Regions from separate parts of the Homo sapiens genome. Here region 2 is linked to region 1. Evidence: read pairs that join two places in POLR2A ChIA-PET (ENCODE). Cell type or tissue: HepG2. All regions are shown on one strand. Each heading gives the region's core, and the rest is flanking DNA. Links, peaks and the distances in the headings are about the cores only. Region 1 has its middle 85 kb from the start of CT70. Region 2 overlaps LOC105376197 (a long non-coding RNA gene).

Evidence for each region. ChIA-PET counts read pairs that join two places held together with the same protein. Peaks named below come from ENCODE experiments on the same cell type or tissue, not always from the same donor. Only the 100,000 strongest peaks of a DNase experiment are listed, where the experiment ranks them.
Region 2: POLR2A ChIA-PET joins it to region 1 with 7 read pairs; 11 of 35 experiments call an interaction of 5 or more read pairs at or near these places.

The regions. Positions count from the first base shown.
Region 1 is chr9:105,075,716-105,078,627 of GRCh38, forward strand. No RefSeq gene overlaps it. Among named protein-coding and RNA genes, the nearest start is that of CT70, 85 kb to the left of the region's middle. In HepG2, for the core only: no CTCF peak of the experiment used is centred there; no DNase peak of the experiment used is centred there.
Region 2 is chr9:105,136,876-105,139,787 of GRCh38, forward strand. The region is part of intron 3 of LOC105376197 (a long non-coding RNA gene); the gene reads left to right. Among named protein-coding and RNA genes, the nearest start is that of SLC44A1, 110 kb to the right of the region's middle. RefSeq lists enhancers at 593-1,572, 1,573-2,552, 2,553-2,912. In HepG2, for the core only: no CTCF peak of the experiment used is centred there; a DNase peak (open chromatin) is centred at 1,646; H3K27me3 peaks cover 126 bases.

The DNA.
Region 1 (2,912 bases), core at 280-2,779:
GAAGCTGAGGCAGGAGAATTGCTTGAACCAGGGAGGCAGAGGTTGCAGTGAGCTGAGATTGTGCCACTACACTCCAGCCTGGGCGATAGAGCAAGACTCTGTCTCAGAAAAAAAAAAAAAAAGTTTGCTGATCTCAGCTTTAGTGCATTGAGAGCACACATGGAGACCAGAAGAATGATCAAAACTTTACTGTGAGTTCCAAGCCAGAGGCTATAGGCCTGGAGACTCTAGAGCTGGTGTCTCTCCTCTATATACTTGTTCTTCAACTTCTCAACAGGCGCAAAGCCTTCTATTTAGATGAGACACCCAATGGGGCTACCCCAGGCCCCAGAGGTGAGGAAGACAAAAGGAAAAAGAGGTTCTCATGGCGAGTGTGATTTGTTCTTTCTGGAGTTGCATTACCAAGAAAGACCTTCCTAAGGTACCTGAAACTTGGAATGTACCAGAAAGTGGGAAGAAGGAAGCATGTTGTCACATTGGCAAACTTAGATACGTTTTTTTAAATCTGGAAGGACATGTAAATTCATTGTAATATCTTTTTTTTTTTTTTTAATGGAGATGGAGTCTCGCTGTGTTGCCCAGGCTGGAGTGCAGTGGTGCGATCTCTGCAACCTCCACCTCCCGGGTTCAAGCAATTCTCTTACCTTAGCCTCCCAAGTATCTGGGACTACAGGATCACACTGCCACGCCTGTCTAATTTTTTTGTATTTTAGTAGAGAGGGAGTTTCACCATGTTGCCCAGGTTGGTCTCAAACTCCTGAGCTCAGACAATCCGCCTGCCTTGGCCTCTCAAAGTGCTAGGATTATAGGTGTGAGCCACTGCGCCCGGCCGATTGCAATATCTTTAAGTTGTGGGATTATGGATAATTTTTAAGTTCTTCTCTGTAATTTTTTATATTTATGATGTGTTATAATGACTATACATTGCTTTTCTAATCAAAAGGTAAAGTTATTTTAATATTCCAAAAAATTATTTAAAAATCCCAGGAGCACACCAGGTTGAAATCCAGTGAGAATCTCATGAGAAACATTTCAACAGGGTCAAAAATCTGGGTAATCCTTAGCTAATCTAAGTTTGTTTTCTTGACCTGAACTCTACTCAGAAAGAGCTGACATCTGACAAGCCCAATATTTTCCTGGCCTGCTCAGTCACGTGACCCATAAATTTCATTTGTCCAGGCACTCCCTGCTCTCCTGGGAATTCCTGTGCCTTCTACAACGTTAAAAGCAGCCTCTAAGCTGCTGTGTACCTATTTTTCCCCTCCATTTGGTCAAAGGTTCTCTTTTCCTTTCAAGATCAAGTTTCACTCTTGTTGTCCAGGCTGGAGTGCAGTGGCTCCATCTCCGCTCACTGCAACCTCCGCCTCACAGGTTCAAGGGATTCTGCTGCCTTAGGCTCCCGACAAGCTGGGATTATAGGCCTCTGCCACCATGCCTGGCTAATGTTTTGTATTTTTAGTAGAGATGGCATTTCATCATATTGGCCAGGCTGGTCTCGAACTCCTGACCTCAGTTGATTCACCCGCCACGGCCTCCCAAAGTGCTAGGATTATAGGCGTGAGCCACCGCACCTGGCCAAAGGTTATCCTTTCAAAGGCCATAGACATGGTTCTGCAGAGCAGTAGTCAGACCTGGATTAGGCTTTGCTCCCTACCTGAGCTAGGATTAGGTATGAAAGTTTTGTCTATTAAAGGGAGGTAATCCTATCTATGAGAGAAGAAGGGATTCTGTGCTATTCTGCTCACTTACCTCTTACTCTCCCAAGGGGACTAAAAGCTAATCTGAATTGTATACAGTGGCTGGGTCTTTCTGTTAGTGATAAGGACTCCAGGTTCTCCACTGACTATTCACAGAGAAAGTATGCAGACTTGGCCAGCCTTTTATGTTATTGTCATGATGTCTGTCCTTCATCCACAAGGAAATTTCTTGTAAGGGATGTATGTAACTTTTTTAAATCTTCGTAGCCATGTTTTTTAGAAATAGACTGGGATACAGGTTTGCCCTAAGCAGTTCCCAGCTTACTTTCCTCTTTGGCTCCCCACATTCAGCATTTCCCAAGATCCATTCCATACATGTTGCCCTGGTTCCAGTTAGCCAGCATCTACTGGCTAACTGTAGAAATAATGTATGTACATTATTTCTTCATGGAGTGAGTAGATTGGTGATTCTCTTCTCCTGCTCCTCTTCCCTGGAGCAAAAGTAGTCTGAGAAGCAGGCCTTTCCTGGATATGGAAGGAGGGCAGCCATCTTGCACTTATTCCTTGATTTCCTGCCAAGTAGCTGGTCAGAGTTGTGGCATCCTAAGATTTGTGTTTAAATTCAGGGAGAGGAGGCCAGGCACAGTGGCTCATGCCTGTAATCCCAGCACTTTGGGAGGCTGAGGCGGGCGGATCACGAGGTCAGGAGATTGAGACCATCCTGGCTAACACAGTGAAACACCATCTCTACTAAATATACAAAAAATTAGCGGGGCGTGGGGGCAGGCACCTGTAGTCCCAGCTACTTGGGAGGCTGAGGCAGAAGAATGGCATGAACCCGAGAGGCAGAGCTTGCAGTGAGCCGAGATGGTGCCACTACACTCCAGCCTGGGCGACAGAGCGAGACTCCATCTCAAAAAAAAAAAAATTTAGGGAGAGGAAAAAAGACTTCAAAGGCCTTGCCTTGCCTGTATCATGGGAATCTGTACTAGGTTTTTGGCATAAGCTTAGATATTTCCTTTATGTTATAGAATCAAGACATGCTTACAAAATTTCAGACAATGTCACCTTAATCTATTAACCCCCACCACTACTCCTTATAATACCTGACTTAACAGACGTACAGAGAAGACTAAATGAAACTTAATGGGAAACAGTAGCTAAGGAGTCAGGTACATAGTAGACTTAATATCAGGGAACTTTTTCTTTCTCTCC
Region 2 (2,912 bases), core at 144-2,643, 61 kb after region 1:
ATGAGCCACTGTACACGGGCAAAAATTTTTTTGTTAATTAGCTGGGCATGGTGGTGCACACATGTAGTCCCAGCTATTAGGGAGGCTGAGAGGTAGTAGGATCACTTGAGCCCAGGAGGTTGAGGCTAAAGTAAGCCATGATCATGTCACTACACTCCAGCCTAGGTGACAGAGTGAGACCCTATCTCGAAAAGAATGAGTGAGAGATTTGCATACATCATTCCAGAATGATTCATAATACAGAATATGTTCACCAACATTTTTATTTATATTACATAAATAATCTTCTTTATGTTTAGCAATATATTTTCCATTGGTTGCTTTTGAGTGGTAAATTCCTCTTATTACATTTAAAATATTTGACTCACAAAAAAATTAATTAACATGTACCTTTTTAAGAATTTTATTCCATAGCTCAAACCAGCATTTTCCTAAATTTGTTCTATGTAAGGTTAGAGTTACAAGATATTCTGCCTCAAATAAGCAGGTTATGTTTAGGAAAGGCTATATCCCTTGTGGAAATTAAAGGCTTCTCAGTGTTCTCCGATTAACTGATCAAAGGTAAATGAAGTGTGCTCCAGGAAATGCCTTTTTAATGAAAATTCATTGATATTTGTATAACTCTGATAGAAAGTAACGGATTCAAAAACAGAGAGCTCGCCAGGTACAGTGGCGAGCTGTAATCCCAGCACCTTGGGAGGCCAAGGCAGACGGATCACCTGAAGTCAGGAGTTCAAGACCAGCCTGGCCAACATGGCGAAACCCCATCTCTACTAAAAATACAAAAATTAGCCAGGTGTGGTGGCGGATGCCTGTAATTTCCAGCTACTTGGGAGGCTAAGGCAGGGAGAATTACTTGAATCCGGGAGTGGAGGTTGCAGTGAGGTAAGATCGTATCACTGTACTGCAGCCTGGGCGATATCCTGCACCCATGGAAATAAATGAAAGAGCTTCCATTTGCTGGGACAGTTGTGATCTCCTCATCTTCCAGTGAGACCAGTAGTGGCCACGTGGCCACTCTACACTCCTTTTTTTTTATGAGATGGAGTCTCACTCTCTCTGTCACCCAGGCTGGAGCACAGTGGCACAGTCTCGGCTCACTGCAACCTCCCCCTCGTGGGTTCCAGCAATTCTCCTGCCTCAGCCTCCTGAGTAGCTGGGATCATACATGCGCCACCACGCCCAGTTAATTTTTGTATTTTTAGTAGAGACGGTGTTTCACCATGTTGGTCAGGCTGGTCTCGAACTCCTGACCTCGTGATCCGCCTGCCTCGGCCTCCCAAAGTCCTGGGATTACAGGTGTGAGCCACCGCGCCCGGCCACTGTACACTCATTAGAGACCAGAATTCAAGCATCTGTGTGAGGTTGGATATGTAATTGTCAAAGTCCTTTTCAACCTTGAGACTCTGAATTTTAATTGAGAGCATTAAAAATCTTGTTTTAGATCCAATCACTCCTTTGCCAGCATGGAGCAAGTCATCCAGGTGTCAGTTGCTTCATCTGTGAAACAAAGGGTCTTTGTCTGAGGCCAGGGTTGTCATCTGATGCTGGGTCACAATCTCTAGATCCCCTTGGGGTCCCGCCCAACAGTGACATACTCATGCCCTATTCTTTCTCTTTATTGAGAAGGAAATAGTATAAGCAAACAAAATCATCAAGAGTTGCTTACATATGCACACAGAACATGCACCAAACAGCTGGAAAACAAAGAAAGTAGGTGAAAGGTGAAGTTGTTTTGCTGAATGGGTGTCAGAGGTTGGTTTACAAATCCACAGGGAGGACCAGAGCTCCGCTGATGCTAACACTTGCTCTGAAAAATCTGTTCGCAGAACTCCTAGCGGCCCCGCCTCCCTCCCCACAGCTGGCTTCTTCTGAAAGGCCTAGAGGCAACTAAAGTCTGAGTTTTTATGTTTTGTAAGAAAACAAAGGGAAGTCTAAAAATGTAAAAAAAGAAAAAAGAAAAAACCTTCAGCTGTTCCAATGTAGCCCCACGAGATTGGTTTCTCTGAACTCTGACGGGTCTTGTTGTTTTGTGTGTTCCTCAGAGCCCAAAGAAAACCAACTCCAGGCAGGGTGCAGTGACTCTCGCCTGTACTCCCAGCACTTTGGGAGACCAAGGTGGGTGGATCACCTGAGGTCAGAAGTTTGAGACCAGCCTGGCCAACATGGTGAAACCCCATCTCTACTAAAAATACAAAAAACTTAGCTGGCCGTGGTGGCAGGCGCCTATAGTCCGAGCTACTCAGGAGGCTGAGGCAGGGAAATTGCTTGAACCCAGAAGGTGGAGGTTGCGGTGAGCCGAGATCACGCCATTGCACTCTAGCCTGGGCGACAGAGACTCCATCTCAAAAAAAAAAAAAAAAAAAGAGAAAACCAATTCCATTTTCCTCTTTCTTCCTGGTGTTGAATGACAAAGGGAAGCTAAGGGGCGTTTTCTTCTATCTGGCATACTTTGCAATGTAGAATAAAATAACTTTGAGTTGTGGTCGCTTCTTGAGGTGACCCTCCACCCATCCTCCAGGCAAAATATCACAAAGACCAACAAAACCTGAAACTGAGAAAGATACAGAGCTGATTCCCTGGCTGACTCAACGCCCTGAGACAGGCACTCGCCTCTGAAACCTTCAGGGCTCCTCACTAACTGCAAGACCATGCTCACTGCTCATGTTTGAATGAAGTATACAAATTCAATAAGCAGTCTATCATTTTTGGTGGAGTGACAAGGTCTATTGTTCCCTTGGTGCTGTGTCTCTTTCCATAGAGGCTATAACTTTAACCTACTATAAGGTTAGTTGGTCCTGTCACTGTAATTTCTTTGTGTCTATTTTAGAGAGAACCGACCATGCTTGTGTTATTTGTAGTGTCTGAGGCAGAGAATGGCTCTCCCCAAGCCCCAAGAACCAGCGTAGGAC